Regions from separate parts of the Homo sapiens genome. Here regions 1 and 2 are each linked to region 3. Evidence: chromatin contacts called from ENCODE Hi-C or POLR2A ChIA-PET data. All regions are on one chromosome and are shown on one strand. The core of a region is the stretch at or near the end of the contact, and the rest is flanking DNA. Distances in the headings are between cores, read along the strand shown. Region 1 holds the start of UNCX (UNC homeobox). Region 2 overlaps MAD1L1 (mitotic arrest deficient 1 like 1). Region 3 holds the start of ELFN1 (extracellular leucine rich repeat and fibronectin type III domain containing 1).

Region 1 (4,529 bases), core at 795-3,294, 440 kb after region 3:
TTAATACGGATTCTTTGTCGCGGCCACACAGAGACTTGCACAATAGCAGGCCCAGCCTTGTCGCAGGGAGCCTTGTCCATGGGGAGGTCTCCAGCATGAAGCCGAGCCCTCCCCCAACGCTGTAACCGCCTTTTCCTTCTTTAAACTTTTTTTTTTTTTTTTTTTGGTGCGAATTCCGGACTGCCTTGCCTGTAAGAATTAGTCATTATCGTATTAGGGGAGACATGGAGGGGTCTTGACTTCACTTAAGACACTTAGAACAAATTGGATGAAAGGATTTCCAAGCAGAAGAGGTCATGAGAGGAGGTCCAAGCGCAGGACAAACACACCTTTTTAGACAAAGCTATTGGTGATAAACAGGCGTTTTGCCAGCGTCTGCCTCAACGCCTAGCACCCACAACCGCACACCGCACCACAGACCTGGACCCCACACCGCACCCACCGCAGAAAAAGAGGATTTCTTTGCTCCAGGGAAACATTTAATTATGCACAAATCATCTTGGAATTTTTAATCCACCAAGCTGACACTGTATTTTTAAAACAATACCATCAGCCATCTCCAAATGATAGCAAATTTACGGGAAAACAGTCGTAAGAAAAAGATGAGACCGGGGTTATTATTAAAAATTCAGACACCTTTTTTTCTCCCACTTTCTCAATGTGTTAACTGTTTAAGCTTCTGCCTCCCCTTCCTCAGCTGTTCCCTTCTGCAAAGCGATGAATAAATACATGTTTCCATCTGAATATTTTGCAGGCGCAAGGTAAACAGACTCGTTCGCTCCAGGCTGGGTGACAGAGCCTCGCGCGGAAGGTTGAGGCGGTGCGGGGGCGGGGGGGGGTCCCCTTCCCTCTCTCCTCCGGGTCGGAGCCAAGCCGGCCCCTCCTCCCCTCCTCGCCCCTGCCTGGAGACCTCACTTGGCCCGGCCTCCGCCAACCCACCACGCCGCTTCCCGGTTCGGACGCAGCCGCTGTTCTGGTGACTCGGGTGCTGCCGCCGGCCCTTCTCAAGCCGCCCAGGCTTTTGGGGGGCAGTTACCCACCCCGCTGTCCGTGAGGGGCCGAGCCCCAGAACCCCCACCCCTCCACTCTTCCCCAGCAGGCGAGCGCGAAGCGGGCCCGCGGCAAGGGGACGATATCTCGCCACCTGGAACAAAGGCGTCCCGGCGCGCCCAGAGCCTGGGGTCCGGATGGCAGATCCGGGAGCGACGCCGGGTCTTTACCTGAACTCGGGACTCGACCAGGTCTAGGCGCAGCGCCAGCGCCTCGCGCATGAACACGTCGGGATAGTGGCTCTCGTTGAACGCCTTCTCCAGCTCCTCCAGCTGCCAGCCGGTGAAGTTGGTGCGGGTGCGCCGCCGCTTGCAGCCCGGGCTCTCCTTGTCCGGGTCCCCCGAGTCTGCGGGCAGTCACAGGACGCAGCGCGGCTCAGCCACCGGCCCAGGCCCGACCCCCACCCCTCCCTCCCGCTACCCGCTGGCCGCCTGGATCCGGGGGGGGGGGCGCAGAGACGGCCGCCTAGGAGCCGGCTCTCCTTCGCCAGCCCCGGGCCCCCCAGCGCCTCGGCCGGACCAGGGCCCCCGCCCCCAGCCGCACTCCTCCCCGCCCTCCCGCCCGCCGCGCCTACCTGACAGCTTGAAGGGCTGGCCGTCCCCGCCGACCCCGCAGGCGGCTGGCAGCAGCGGCGTGGGGTTGACCACCGAGGCGGCGGCGGCGCACGAGCCCCCGAGCAGGCCGTCGATGGAGAAGGGCACCGAGGCGGCGGCGGCGGCCGACTGCAGCTGGTGCCCGGCCAGCTCGTACACGTGGTGGTGGCCCAGCGGGTAGGGGAAGCCCACCACGCCGCCCAGCGAGCCCCCGAACTGGGCATGCGGGTGTTCCAGGAGGCGGCCGTCCATCATCTCGCGCGGGGGGCCGGCGGGGCCGGTGGCGGGGCGCGGGGGCGCGGGCCGGGGCCGGGGCGGGCCAGCGGCGGGAGGCGCGGGCGGCGGCGGCGGAGACAGGGACCCGGAGCCCCACACATGCTTCGCCCGCACTCCGGCGCTTTACTTATCAACATCAAGCTCCCGATAATTAGCCGCGGCCCGGGGAATTTGGGACCAATAAGAAGCGCTAATCGGCTCTGACGTCAGAGGCGTGCTGGGTGCAGGGAAACGTTTTCCATATCGATTGCTAATTATACCTGACATGCACCTCAATAAACAGTATCAGGAACTGTCACAACAAGACGGGCTGGGGGCGGGGGGAGCCGGAGGGAGGGAGGGAGGGAGGGAGGGGCCGCCCAGGGCCGGGCAGGCGCGGGCTGGTGCCTGGGCCCGGGGCAGGGGCCCCCAGCTAGCCCCCCACTTCACTCGGGGCCGGCCCCGAGCCCGCGCCTCCCGCCAGCCGCCGCCTCCCCGCCCCTCCGCAAATCACTAATAGATTTCCCTTTAAAACATTCAGCGCCGTGTTGTGGGGATTTTTCACCAGAAATGCTGTACTCTCTGAACCTTTAAAGTGATGTTGCTCCAATTACAGAGAGACATTGAGCGGCAAATAGACTGATCCAATAATAGGAGATTCATCATCCGCTTTTCCGAAACTGTCACATTGAATTTAAAACTACAAGGCTTCTCATCTCCTCCTCTCCGGCTGCAGGCGGCGGGAGAGGAGGAAGGAGGAGGAGGAGGAGGAGGAGGGCGATCCCGAAAGAGAAGAACTACAGAATGTAGCACCCTGTCAATAAAGAGGCGTAACTAATGCCCTCTCTGATTGACTGGCAGTCGCCCTATCTACAAAGACAGAGGTGGGGGGGGCTGCGGAGGCTCCCCGACCCCCATCCCCATAAAGCCCGGGCGCAGAGGAGGAGAGAGGGATGGGGACAGGAGGGGAAAAGTAACTTTGGGGTGGGGCCGATCCGCCCCCACCCCCTTACACGCTCGAATAAAGATAAATACATCCGCTCTGACTCGGCCTCTGAAGGATGGGGCTGAAGCACCCAACCCATTTATTATAATTAAATTATGTTCTCAGAGAAGTGTCACTCCCTTCTCTGCTATAAAATATTGATAGACTCAAAGCTAAATCACTAAAGGATATATTCTTAAATAAGCAGCAAATCAGGATTGTGGGCAGCAAGGAAAGAAATGAGGGGATGTCGGTCCATCTCTCTCCTTTGTAAAAAAGTTTGTCAGTGGGGTGGTCGCATTTGGCTGCGGGACCCCAGTGCTGGACTAGTTGGGTTAGGGCCACCTCTCCAGCAGTGAGTGCCCCGAGCCTCGGCCAGCCCAGGGCGGGGAAGAGAGGAGGAGAGCTCCGGCCTGGGCTGGGCCAGTCTGCGGAGCCACCACCACCCCAGGGCAAAGTGACAGACCAGTTGGCTTTGGGTGTAAGTAAGTGACTTGGGCCAGGCCTCCAAGCCCTAGCCCGCGTGAGAGGGAAGGGCAGGCCGGGACCGTGCGCATCTCTGCGTCCCTCCGGGTCAGGTGCCCGTGCCTGGGCCGGGGAGGGTGGGGGGTGCCGGAAACGCTCAGGAGGGGAATGCTTGGGTTGGCGGGCGCAAGGCCACCCCGTCCTGCCACACGACTGCCTGTCCCTGCGACTGGACCCACAGTCTGGCCCTGTTCCTAACTGAAGGTCGTGGACGGGCCGATCCACGCTGACTCCGACTTCAATGACCCTCTTGTCTCTCCTTGCGGGAGAGGAGGGGACGGCGCAGGGTTGAGGACCAGGCCCAGCCAATCCAGGAGACCGAGAGGCGGCCTGGAATTTGGGGAGCCCCCTCCCTGTTTCCAGTCTCACTAGGAAAACGCTGCGAGTATTCATTCCGAGGTCAGAGGCCAAGAGCACTACTTTTCGCCATAATTTAATTTCTGTCTCTATAAATACTAAATGTAAACTCCGTCCATCCGACTCGATTTCGCCAGCAGCCACAAGCGCCTGGTCTTCTGTTGGGTTCGCGAGGAGGAATGCGCGCGGCGCGTGTTTCTGAATACAGAGCTGTAATCTATTCGGCCCGGGGGGAGGGCAGAGGAGGGGCGCGCGCCGGCCGAGCTCCCTCGCCCATCTCTCTTTATTATAATGAATTAATTCGACTTTATTTATCCCATTTTCTGGAGCTGACAGAATGTTAATTTGAGTTGAAATTTCGCTCGCCTCTCACTCTCTGACCCCTGGCCTTCAGATTGGCGTGTTGTAATAACCCGAATCTTTCAACAGAGGCCCTGATAATTGTTACCTTATTAGCATGCAAATTGTTTAATTAATATTATTATGAAGAAGCATACAATCCGTCCGTCACTTGACCTCAAGAGCGAGTCCGCGCCGCGGCGGCTCCGTGCGTCCCAATGCTCGCATTTCAATCGCCCTGTGTTTTTCATGCTGTCGGGCCGGCTCGCGCTCCGAAAACCTCCTCGAGTGTTTGAGAGGGGCCTTTAATGACGGTGGGGGCGGCCGGGACGACCCCCGCCCGGCTCGAGAGCTCTTCAGAGGCCCTCGGCTGCGGCGGCGCCGCGGGGAGTCGCTCGGCTTCTGCTCTCGGCCCCCACCCCCCC
Region 2 (4,731 bases), core at 1,509-4,008, 450 kb before region 3:
GGGATTACAGGTGTGAGCCACTGCGCCCGGCTCCCCTGCTGCTTTTTAAGCCAGACTCAGCAGAAGGGAGGCAGGTGAGGTACCGGTCGCCTTGATAATACACTTCTCTACCAGGGCAGGATGGGCAGACGGTGACGGGGAAGCTCACCTGGGAGGGGCGCTGGGTGGACGGCGGCCGTCACCACCCACACTGACGCCATGGCCTGCACATGTGCAGCTCTGGACAGATCCTGCGCCTTGACTTCCCAGCTGCGCCTGGGGGTGAGCTTTAGCAACCCTTCACCCGTGCACCTGCACAGGTGGCAGTCGTGGCTCTGGCACTGGGGCTGACTTGCCAGCTGCTTGGACCAAGGCTGCATCCTTCCTGCCTGAGTCTCACCTGCCTGGAGCAGGCCAGCGTCAACTCCCTGGTTTGTGATTCTGGGACCTGGTGATTGGCTGTTTTTTTTTTTGAAACAGAGTCTCGCTCTGTCGCCCAGGCTGGAGTGAAGTGGCCTGATTTTGGCTCATGGCAACCTCCGCCTCCCGGGTTCAAGTGATTCCCCTGCCTCAGCCTCCCGAGTAGCTGGGACCTGGCTGATTTTGTATTTTTAGTAGTAACGGGGTTTGTCCGTGTTAGGCTGGTCTCGAACTCCCAACCTCAGGTGATCTGCCTGCCTCGGCCTACTAAACTTTTAGGATTACAAGCGTGAACCACTGCACCCAGCCAGGGATTGGCTGTTTTAAGTAACAGTTATCAAGGTGCTAGATAATATTTTAAGACACTTTGAGGTATGAGATTAGGCAAGGCACACGAGGTGGACAGGTCTGACGCGGGCAGTCTGAGCATTTCTCCAGCCCCCGCGGGTTTCCTCTGTCCCAGCCCTCTGGCCACATGCGGGGTGGCCACTGCTCCGACCTCTCTTGGTGATGGCTTTTCTGTGGATGACATGAGACAGTGGCAGTTCTGCTTGTCCCTCCAGACAAGCCAGGAAGACACTTTTAAAACTCAAGGCCTTTTCCCAAGAGTTCCTCTGTCCCTCCAGTCTCCCCCTCCCCACCCCAGAAGCTACTTTTAACACCCAGGGTCTTTTCCCCAGTGTCTTGGTGCGTCTTGGCTCTCTAGCCCTTCTGTGCGCCTTTGCCGGTCCCTCAGGTGTCCACGTGTCCCCACATCTGGCTGCTGCACGGGTCTGTGTTCCTGCTGTGCCAGCCCCTGCCCGGTGCTGGAGAGGGTGGAGAGCGAGGCAGACACACCTCACCGTCTGGAGGGACAGTGAGACAGACCTCACAGGCCTGCGAGGGAGGTGGGACATCATCAGGCTCGTAGAAAGGTGTGACCTTTCCCTCCCCACCCAACCCTCGAGGACTCCTGGCCCCCAGGCTCTAGTGCTGGAGGCTGAGTTTGGCCACCTTGGCTCTGGGCCCAAGCGGCCTCCTGCTGGCAACATTTCCAGGATGCCGTGATCTGCAGCATAGTCCTGCCCCACTCCCTCCCAGGAGCCCAGAGGCCTGTTATTCTGAGGTCTGTGGTTTCTAATGAAGCCTGACCCATGGGGACAGTGTCAGTGAGCACCTGCCTGGTGGTACACCTCTGGCCACCGGGACTCTGTTAACGACCCTCCCGTGGGGGCTGTGAGGTCGTGCCTGCCACTGCCCGGGAGGCTCCAGCTGGACCGAGTGTGTGTGGCGTATCCGCAGCCTCCCTCATCCCTGCCTGTCCCCACGGTGCCTGGCAGGTGCTGGGGGCCTGGTGCAGAGCCTCGCTCTGACGCTGAACAGAGGTTGGGAGAGGCGGAGGAGCCGCATCTGGGCTTGTCCTCTTGGCAGCACCCAGCGCCTACACCTCACATGGAAATGGGGCTCACCAGTGAGTGGAGACTCAGATCGTGAGGCCTCAGGCGGGAAGGGCCCCAGAGCCACCTGGTCCAGCTCGTCCTGGTGAATGCTGTGGCGGGGCGCCTGCCCTGGGAGCCTGCGCCGGGAGTGTCCTTGCGGCTGGGGCTGGTGTGCCTCTGCAGGAGCCCTGCCGTCACCGTGCGACTCCACTTGGGCCCATCTCCCTCGAGTCCACCTGTGCTGTGATGGCAGCCGCCTGTCTTCCTTGCTGGGCCTCCCCACGTCAGGTCTGCGCCTGCCCTAGAGCAGGTGCAGGGGTGAAGACCTTCCTCGCCCCGCCCTGGAGGCCACACCAGCCTGTTGGGATCCTTTTCTGATCCCTGCCTGCAGCCTTGGAAACGGAAGCAGCTCCTGAGGCCCTGCTGTCCCCCGAGTTCCTCCCATGGGGGCTCGCAGGCTGCCTCCCGCCTCCTGTCCCGCACCCCCTGTCTTTCTTGGCATATACTCTTGTTTACAAGTCTCTCTCGAAGTGATACTCTCAGATAATTATTATGTTTCTGAAACGCCTTGGTTTTGTGTTGTTGGGGAAACAGAGCAACAGAAGACACAGTTCCTGGCTCTGAGGAAGCCTCTGGGTGGGGTGGGCAAGAGTCAGACCCGTGGGGGCACGGGGAGTCTGGCAGAAGGCAGCGCCCTGGGTGTGGGGCTTCCGCTTGGTTCCTGCACTGCGAGTGCCTCCTCCCTGTGCCAGGCTCTGGAAGCCGTGCAGATTGCAGGGTGGTGACCCCAAGGCTGCGCCCCCAGGCTCTCCAGGGTGTGGCGGCCAGTCCTAGGCTTTCTCAGAAGGTGGTGCTGGCTGTGGAGGCAGAGGCTGCTGCAGCGCAGCCTTCGTTATCAGCTGGGAGGAAGTGGTGGCGGGTGTTGAGCTGGGTCAGACTTTAGGAGGTGCCATTTGCTGTAACATACAGGCGGGGCTGTTGGGGTAAGCACACGCCGCAGCCAGTCTGTAAGGAATGGTCCTGAAGGACAGGCAACTGGGGAAGGGAGACTGTGTTGGGCAAAGCCAGCAGGTGGAGAGGGCCAAGAGAGGGGGAGGTGGCCTTACCATAGACCCAGTGTGGGGCGTGGGACTGCAGGAGGCTCCACTTCATTTGGAGGAGTGAAAAGGCAGGTGCCACCTGGTCCCCAGGGAGAGCTGGAGGGCCTGATCTGAGGATGGAGAGCATGAACTGGGGCTCCTCCACCTGGGGCATTGCTAGGGATGCCTTGGGCGCATGCTGGGAGGAGGTGGAGTGAGGAGGATGCTGAGGGCGGCTTTCAGGGAATAAGGAGCTCCTGGTTGGATGCTTGGAAGGAGGGGAGATCCCAGATCAGAGTCCTGGACCCCAGCGAGGAGCCAGCAGGAAAGAGCCTAGGGGTCTGGAACAGTTGTCGTGGGACGTGTGTGGCTGCCATCTGTGTGAGCTGTATGGGTGCAGCCAGGACTGTGCTGAGGGGTCCCCTGCTGGACTGGCAGGCTCTCCCTCCTCAGGAGCACTCTGGGTTTCGGGGTGCATTGTCACTCAGCACAGGTTACCCTCCAGAGCTCCAGCCCTCTGTCCTGCAGCTGTAGCCCACCTGCCACTAAGTCAAGGGCTTGGAGGCCTCTGATGTCTGCATGTGGGTCAGAGCTCGGGCACGTGCTGTCCCCACAGTCGGGACCTGAGAGCTGCCTGGGGTCAACTTGCACAGGGCCAGGAGGATGTAAAGAGCTGCTCTTGTGGCGTCGTCCAGCTTTGGCCAGCTACAGAGAGTGTGCGCCCCACGACAGCTCCTGCTCATCGCATCTGGGTGGGAGATGGAGGACTCTCACCCCGTCCTAAACCATGTGGGCCACTGTCAGAAAGGGTGGGTGATGGAGATGCGATAGGGAAGGCGCTGCGGAGAGCCATGGCCTGGGAGCTTCTCATGTCTGTGAACCAGGGGCGGGGCACTCCTTTGGTCACTTGTTTTGGGGGGATAATGGAGAGGGAGAGGAGGGCACTGGGACAGGAGAAATGTCACAGTAGATGAAACACAGCAGGAGTCCAGGCTGCCTGGCCTGAACCTTCTTGCTTTGTGGAAACACGGCTTCACCAAGAGCACCGGGCAGCAGTCACCCTGAAGCCCTGGAGCTCGAGCCCAGCCGCTCCTGCTTGTCCGCGCAGGGGTCTGGGAGGCAGACCGTCACGTGGGGCTGGAGGCTGGGGCGAGCCCAGGCAGCTGGGCGTGTGGAGCTTTTGGCCTTGATGGAGGACGTCTCAGCTCCAGGTCTGCACTGCAGGTCAAGGAGAGAGACGGGAGGCACAATCGCGGGGTGGCTTCTCCTCTGAGAGCAGGCTGTGACCCAGACGGCTGTGGAATGCTAGGGACGTGTCTGCGCGTGCCTCACGTCACCTGTGAAATGCCTGTGAGATATGACGTGGCTTTTGGAGGGATGTGCTTAGCTGGTGGTAGCCCCTTATCCGGAAGGAAGACTGTGAGCCGAGCCTGCTCCTTGGCGGCATGAACCTGCCATGGAGGCAGTGTGTGGGCAGCAGTATGTGGGCAGGGGCTGGGAGGGACGGCCCTGTTCCTTCACTTCCGTCACCTGCCCCAGGGAACTTGGACATCGAGGGCCTGTCACCAACAACAGCCTTGATAGTGCTTGCTGGGGAGAAAATGCTGGCCCAGTGTGTTGAGTAGTGTGTATCTTGCCGCGTTCATGCCACGCACTACGGATGCTGGGCAGACCCCTGTGTGCTCACCGCGCCCACACGGCCAAGCTCCCGTGGCTCTGACACACCACTCAGGGCTGACCTCCTGCTTCTGGGAGCCTGATGGCAGCACAGGGGGAGGTCCTGCTGGTCAGGAGGGAGGGTTCACCTGCACAGTGTGCCGTGTAGATCTGTGACC
Region 3 (4,886 bases), core at 1,817-4,316:
CTGACCTGAACCAACACAACAGGACACAGACGCCAGACATAGGACCCCTCCACCACCCTCTCCGGCCCCACCCCAATCCGGGCCTCAGTCTCCCCATCTGTACAGCTGGTGCTGGAATGGATGGCGCCATCGTCCACTGCAGTGGCTCCACCACCAGCCACCCCCACAAACACCCACCCAAGGCCACTTGACACCTGAGCTTGTGCTGGAAGAAACCAAATCCACAACAAAAACAAAAAGGAAAGAGCGGGGGGGGGCGCTGGAGAGATGACAAATGTATCCAATGTCCGCGGCGGTGCCACCATCCGCTCCAGGTTCACGCCTGGAAATTTATGGCCTCATCACCCAGCCCTGGAGATCTATCTATCTCTCGCCTGTCACTCACTTGCATTTTTAATCCTGCCCCCCGCCCCGCCACCGGCCCCCTCGTGTATTTATGCACCACCCACCCGGGCATCTCGAGGGCCTGCCTGTTTCTTTCTTGTGAAGATATATGAACACCCCAAGTCCATGCACCTCTGCTCATAAATTTCCTCCAATGCGATGGTGTCTGAGTCTGGCACGGAGAAACACAGTCCCCTACCAAAATGGGGAATTGGCTTGTCGGGGGGGAAGGGATCCTGGGGTGGGGGCTCTGACCTCAGGGGGACCTTAGAAGGAGGCTTTCCTGAGTGCTTAGAAAATTCTATCAAAATCTAGAGCTGATGCGTGTGTGTTGGAAACAGATAGAGAAAGTCACCAACATGGGACCCAGGCAGCCACTCCGATTTTACCCCATTGATCTCAGGCACTGTGGTCATATTTTAGTCCCATTAATTTTTCTCTCCTGGAGAGCAGGTGAAGCCTACAAGTATACATTTAGGGTGAAAATATTCAAATGCCGGGGTCCGAGACAGGCAACTACTCCAGGCTCTGGCCCTGGGCGCTTGCTGGGACCCCGGACACCTGTTTCTTGGTGGGGACCGTGGTAGGGAGGTGGAGGAGCAGCAGCCTCTCCCTGGCCCAGGTGTGGGGAGCCTGCCTCCAAAGACACTTTGAAAAATCAGTGCTTTCCAGTGGCAGTCCTGGGGCATGGTGGGGAAGGGACGCCGCCCTCCCTCCCCTCCTCTGGTCCTGGGTGCAGGTGCCCACCACATCCCTGCACCCTTACCCCAGACTTACCAGGCCTCAGGAGTGTGGCTCTGGTTCAGGTGCCCACTGGCTTTTCTGGGAGTCGGGAGCTGCCTGCCGAGCCTGCTGTATCATCCTGAATTATACGCACACAGCAGTCCTGCTGCGGCCGAGGAGGAGGGGGCTGCACAGCTGGCTGTAGGACAGGGGGAGGGGCATGGCCCCCAATCTCTGACTTGGAGACCCCCAGGTCTTCTGCCCACTAGGGGTGGGGATCAGAACTCCCTGACCACCGTATGCCCAGGAAAATGAGGGACCCAAGTGCTGGGGTCCTGGCTGGGCTCCAAACCCCCTCAAATCCAGGTGAGGGGGTGACCCCCTCCCACACACGGCCCCCTGGAGTTTGTCCCCCTGCTTTGGTGGAGTGGGGCGCAAACCTGGGCTGGGACCTGTAAGCCAGTCTTCTCAATGCTTGTTCAATTAAAAGGTGGCAGGGGCAGGGACCCAGGGGGCAGGAGGCCAGGGGGCCAGCCAGGCAGAGAAGAGGAGCATGTTGATGCTTTTCAAGCAACCTATGCCCAACCCAATGGGGTTTCCCCCAAGGCTGGGTGCAAGCTGGACCTCTTTGGAGGCTGGGGGCCTCTCTAGGGGGCAGCCCCTGAGAGAGGCAATATGGGGAGATTTGCCATTTACATCTGCTCCTGGCTCCCGGTCCCTCCACAGCTTCTGTCCCCAGGCTCTCCGCACAGCCCTTAGCCCAATCGAGGGAATGAGCGGCAGAGGCAGCCAGCCCAAGCCAGGGTCCAAAGAGGCCCCACTCCGGGTGTGCAGGAAGGGAAAGTGCTGGCACGGAGGCTTTTTGAGGACGTGCACACCTGGCTCGGCCGGCCTCGACCCTTTCTGCTAAGCCTTCGTTTTTTTCAGAAGGCATGATCATCCTAGCCCCATTTCACAGGTGTGGAAACTGAGGCTCTGAGATTCACCTGCCCCAAGGTCACACAGCTGAGACCTGGAAAAGCCGGATTTTCATCTCAGAGGGTGTCGTTTTTATGGGGGGGGGGGCGGTGTGCGGTACGGCAGGCAGTGCCCCCCGCCCCACCCTCAGCATCAAGCAGGTGACCTGCAGGTTTCAAAGGATGGAAATGGGGGCGCTTGTCTTTAGAGGCAGGTTGGGGCACGGAGGCTTGGCAGCCTCCTCCCAGCCCCCAGAGGGACGAGGACGAGGATGGACTCCAGGTGGGGCGAGGGGTGGAAAGCACCCAGTAAGTTCAGTTCGGAGCGAAGCCCCCCACCCCACCCCCCCGCCAGTGGTTGGACTCAGGGGCTGGGACCGAGGAATGTGACCCCTCCCCGTGCGTGACTGGACGGTCCCCGCGCGGAGCGAGGAGGCTCGCAGCGTCGGGGGGAGGGCGGCCCAGCAGGGAGGGCGATGCGAGCCTGGGGAGGGGTCAGCGACTCGGCCAGGAGGTGAGGACAGCCCCCTAATTTCCGGGAAGGGAAGGGCAGGGGGCCGCGTCTGGGGGGCGCCGGGCAGGGTGCGGACGGCGAAGGGGGACGGAAGGGAGAGAGGCGCTGGGGAAGGGACCTCTCGGAGGCACGGGGCAGCGTGCGGGCTGCGGCAGCGACCCCGACCCGGGCCCCCGGGCTTTGTCGGGCTGAGCCTGCGCCCGCTCCGCCGCCGCCAAGTTCCTCCAACTTTGCCCGCTGCGCTCGGATCGCGCGCCAGGCCTGGGGGCGCAGCAGGGGCTGGGGGCGCACGCTGCGCACTCGGGGACGCCCGGGGTTCGAGGTGGCGGGGGGCTTGGCCGCGCCGCTCCCCGGGGGTGGTCCGGGTCCCAAGTCCCCCAGGTTCAGCGCCCGGCCGCGCTCGCCGCTTACCTGCCCGCCCGGCCTCGGTTCCGGGGCTGCGCCCGCAGCCGCCGCCGTCCTTCAAGCTCTAACTTCGCTCCCGGGATTGAAATTCCTCCCCAGCTTCGCCCATCGATCTGCGCGCGCGGCCCCGCCCCTCGCCGCGCGGCCGGGGGGGAATTCAAGCTCGCCCTGCCCCCTCCCGCCCCCCTTCCCTCCCTCCCTCCCTCCTTCTCTCCCTCCCTCGCTCCCTCGCCCGCCTGCGCGCTCCCTTCCACCCCCTCTTCCTCCGCCGCGAGTCCGGCTCGGAGCCTCTGGCCCTCCCCTTCTCTCCCTGGCCTCCCGAGCCCCCTGCTCTCCTCGGCTCCCCGCGGCAACCCGCTCCTTCCCTCTCCCGGCGACGCGCAGGGGCTGGGGAAGGAGGGGAGGTCCTAGAAAGCGCAGGGGGCGTCCTCGCGGTCCGTCCCCGGCCCTCCCCGCCCACATCTAAAAGGTGGAGGGGGTGGGTGGGTGGGTGGGGGGAGTGGGGGCGACAGCTGTTGGCTGAACAAGCTACCCGCGACTCCCACCACCTCAAGCAAAGCCAAGGCGTTCTCAGGTCCTCCCGTCGGTCCGCCCCTTATCCGGGAGGGCAGGGACCTAGGGGCGGAGAACGCAGGGCGCAGGCCGGGCCTCCTCTGCCCAGCCCTGGCCCCGCTTCCTTCCTTCATTCACCCCAACCTCTGTGAGGACTTCAGGGGGTTCTGGAGCACTCTTCGGCTCAGTTTCACCCTGACAACCTGCCTGTGCGGAAGCCCCCGTCCGCATGTTACAGGAAGGGAAACTGAGTCAAGAGAGGCCCAGAATCTGGCCCTACACAGCGCGTCGAAGGCAGAGCCCCAGGGGCAGCCTGGACCCCCGGCAGGAGCCTCGGGACTCCACGCTCGGGCCGGGCAGGCCCCGGCGGTGCCTGGACAAGCCCGCGTTCGCAGAACGGCCGGCGCCTGGGGACCCTCTCCAGTCCCCGCGCAGCCCGCGCGTCCCCGCCGGCGCCCCCTCCCCGCTTCCTGTCCCCCGCCCGCCTCTGGTTCCCGGCCTCAGTACCCCCGGCACGCTCTCCGCTCGCCGCCAGCAGCTGGGCAATTCAACGAGCATACAAAAGAGTTGACTCAATTCAAAGGCAGCAAATCAAGATAAATCCTATAGTGTGTGGGGACCGGAGAGGGAATGTGAATGAACGCCCACGACGCCGTTCAGTCCTGTATGGACCGGCCTAGCCCGGCTGCAGGGCCTGACACGCCCGGGTCCTAGGGTTCTCCAGGAGCCAGAATCGGAGAGTGGGCTCTGAGCTGCCTTGGCTCCCAGGCCCCCAGCACTGGCCCGAATTTAGTAATTTAGAGCTTGTGGCCTCCTTCGGCTGGCTGGGTGGGGCTCCCGTGATAGGGGTGCAGAGCCTTGAAGGGGAGTGCTAGGACGAAAGCCAGTGCGCCCCCACGATTTCATGCAAATACTGGGGGGCAGGGGCCCTGGAAACCCAGCACAGCCCCAGGGGCCGGCAGGAAGGGCACCGGTGGTTTGGAACACCTAAGCTGTGGCCTTTCTCCCTCTGCCCCGACCTGGACCACGGTCAGAGCCAGGCCGCAGGCCAAGAGCAGGTCCTTGTTTACCCACCAGATAGATACTGCAAGCCTGGGATGTGCCAGGCCTGGGCCTGTGGAACGAGGCCGGCGGTGAGCGGGGCACCCTCTCCTCCCTGCCTGTCTGTGAGGTCTCCCCAGCTGCAGCTCCACTAGGGAGAAGCTGGTCGGCCCCCAGAGCTTCCTTGGTCACGCTTGGAAGGTCCCAGTAAGCTACCCTCCAGCTTCTGGCCTGGCCAGCCTTGTGCAGAAGATGACCACCGGGCTCCGGGCCCCAGCCTATCCACTCCGCCTGCCAAACATAAACCCCAA

What was found. A loop is a pair of places that touch in the nucleus more often than their neighbours do. ChIA-PET counts read pairs that join two places held with the same protein, here RNA polymerase II (POLR2A). Pooled maps may share reads with other maps.
Region 1: a loop to region 3 is called in a map with no recorded cell type, with 6 times the contacts of the local background. The contact joins the promoter of UNCX here to the promoter of ELFN1 in region 3. A Hi-C loop is called at or near these places in 4 of 37 single-sample maps with no recorded cell type and 8 of 50 pooled maps. POLR2A ChIA-PET finds 5 or more read pairs at or near these places in 1 of 52 experiments (WTC11).
Region 2: a map of posterior cingulate gyrus shows a loop between it and region 3 (2.3-fold over the local background). The contact joins the enhancer-like site here to the promoter of ELFN1 in region 3. A Hi-C loop is called at or near these places in 1 of 168 maps with a recorded cell type or tissue (posterior cingulate gyrus) and 4 of 50 pooled maps. POLR2A ChIA-PET finds 5 or more read pairs at or near these places in 1 of 52 experiments (BJ).

Annotation. Positions count from the first base shown.
Region 1 is chr7:1,230,387-1,234,915 of GRCh38, reverse strand. UNCX (UNC homeobox) reads right to left here and starts at 2,044. Exons shown (of 3, transcript NM_001080461.3): 1 at 1,625-2,044; 2 at 1,221-1,396. The coding sequence starts at 1,898. RefSeq lists enhancers at 1-322, 495-1,039.
Region 2 is chr7:2,118,323-2,123,053 of GRCh38, reverse strand. All of the region lies in intron 11 of MAD1L1 (mitotic arrest deficient 1 like 1), which reads left to right. Among named protein-coding and RNA genes, the nearest start is that of SNORA114, 32 kb to the right of the region's middle. Within about 2 kb of position 2,758, at least 4 of the 41 ENCODE cell types and tissues checked have a DNase peak (open chromatin) inside an H3K27ac peak, as active enhancers do.
Region 3 is chr7:1,668,457-1,673,342 of GRCh38, reverse strand. ELFN1 (extracellular leucine rich repeat and fibronectin type III domain containing 1) reads right to left here and starts at 3,066. Exons shown (of 4, transcript NM_001128636.4): 1 at 2,989-3,066. RefSeq lists enhancers at 1,514-2,220, 2,221-2,927, 2,928-3,634, 3,635-4,342.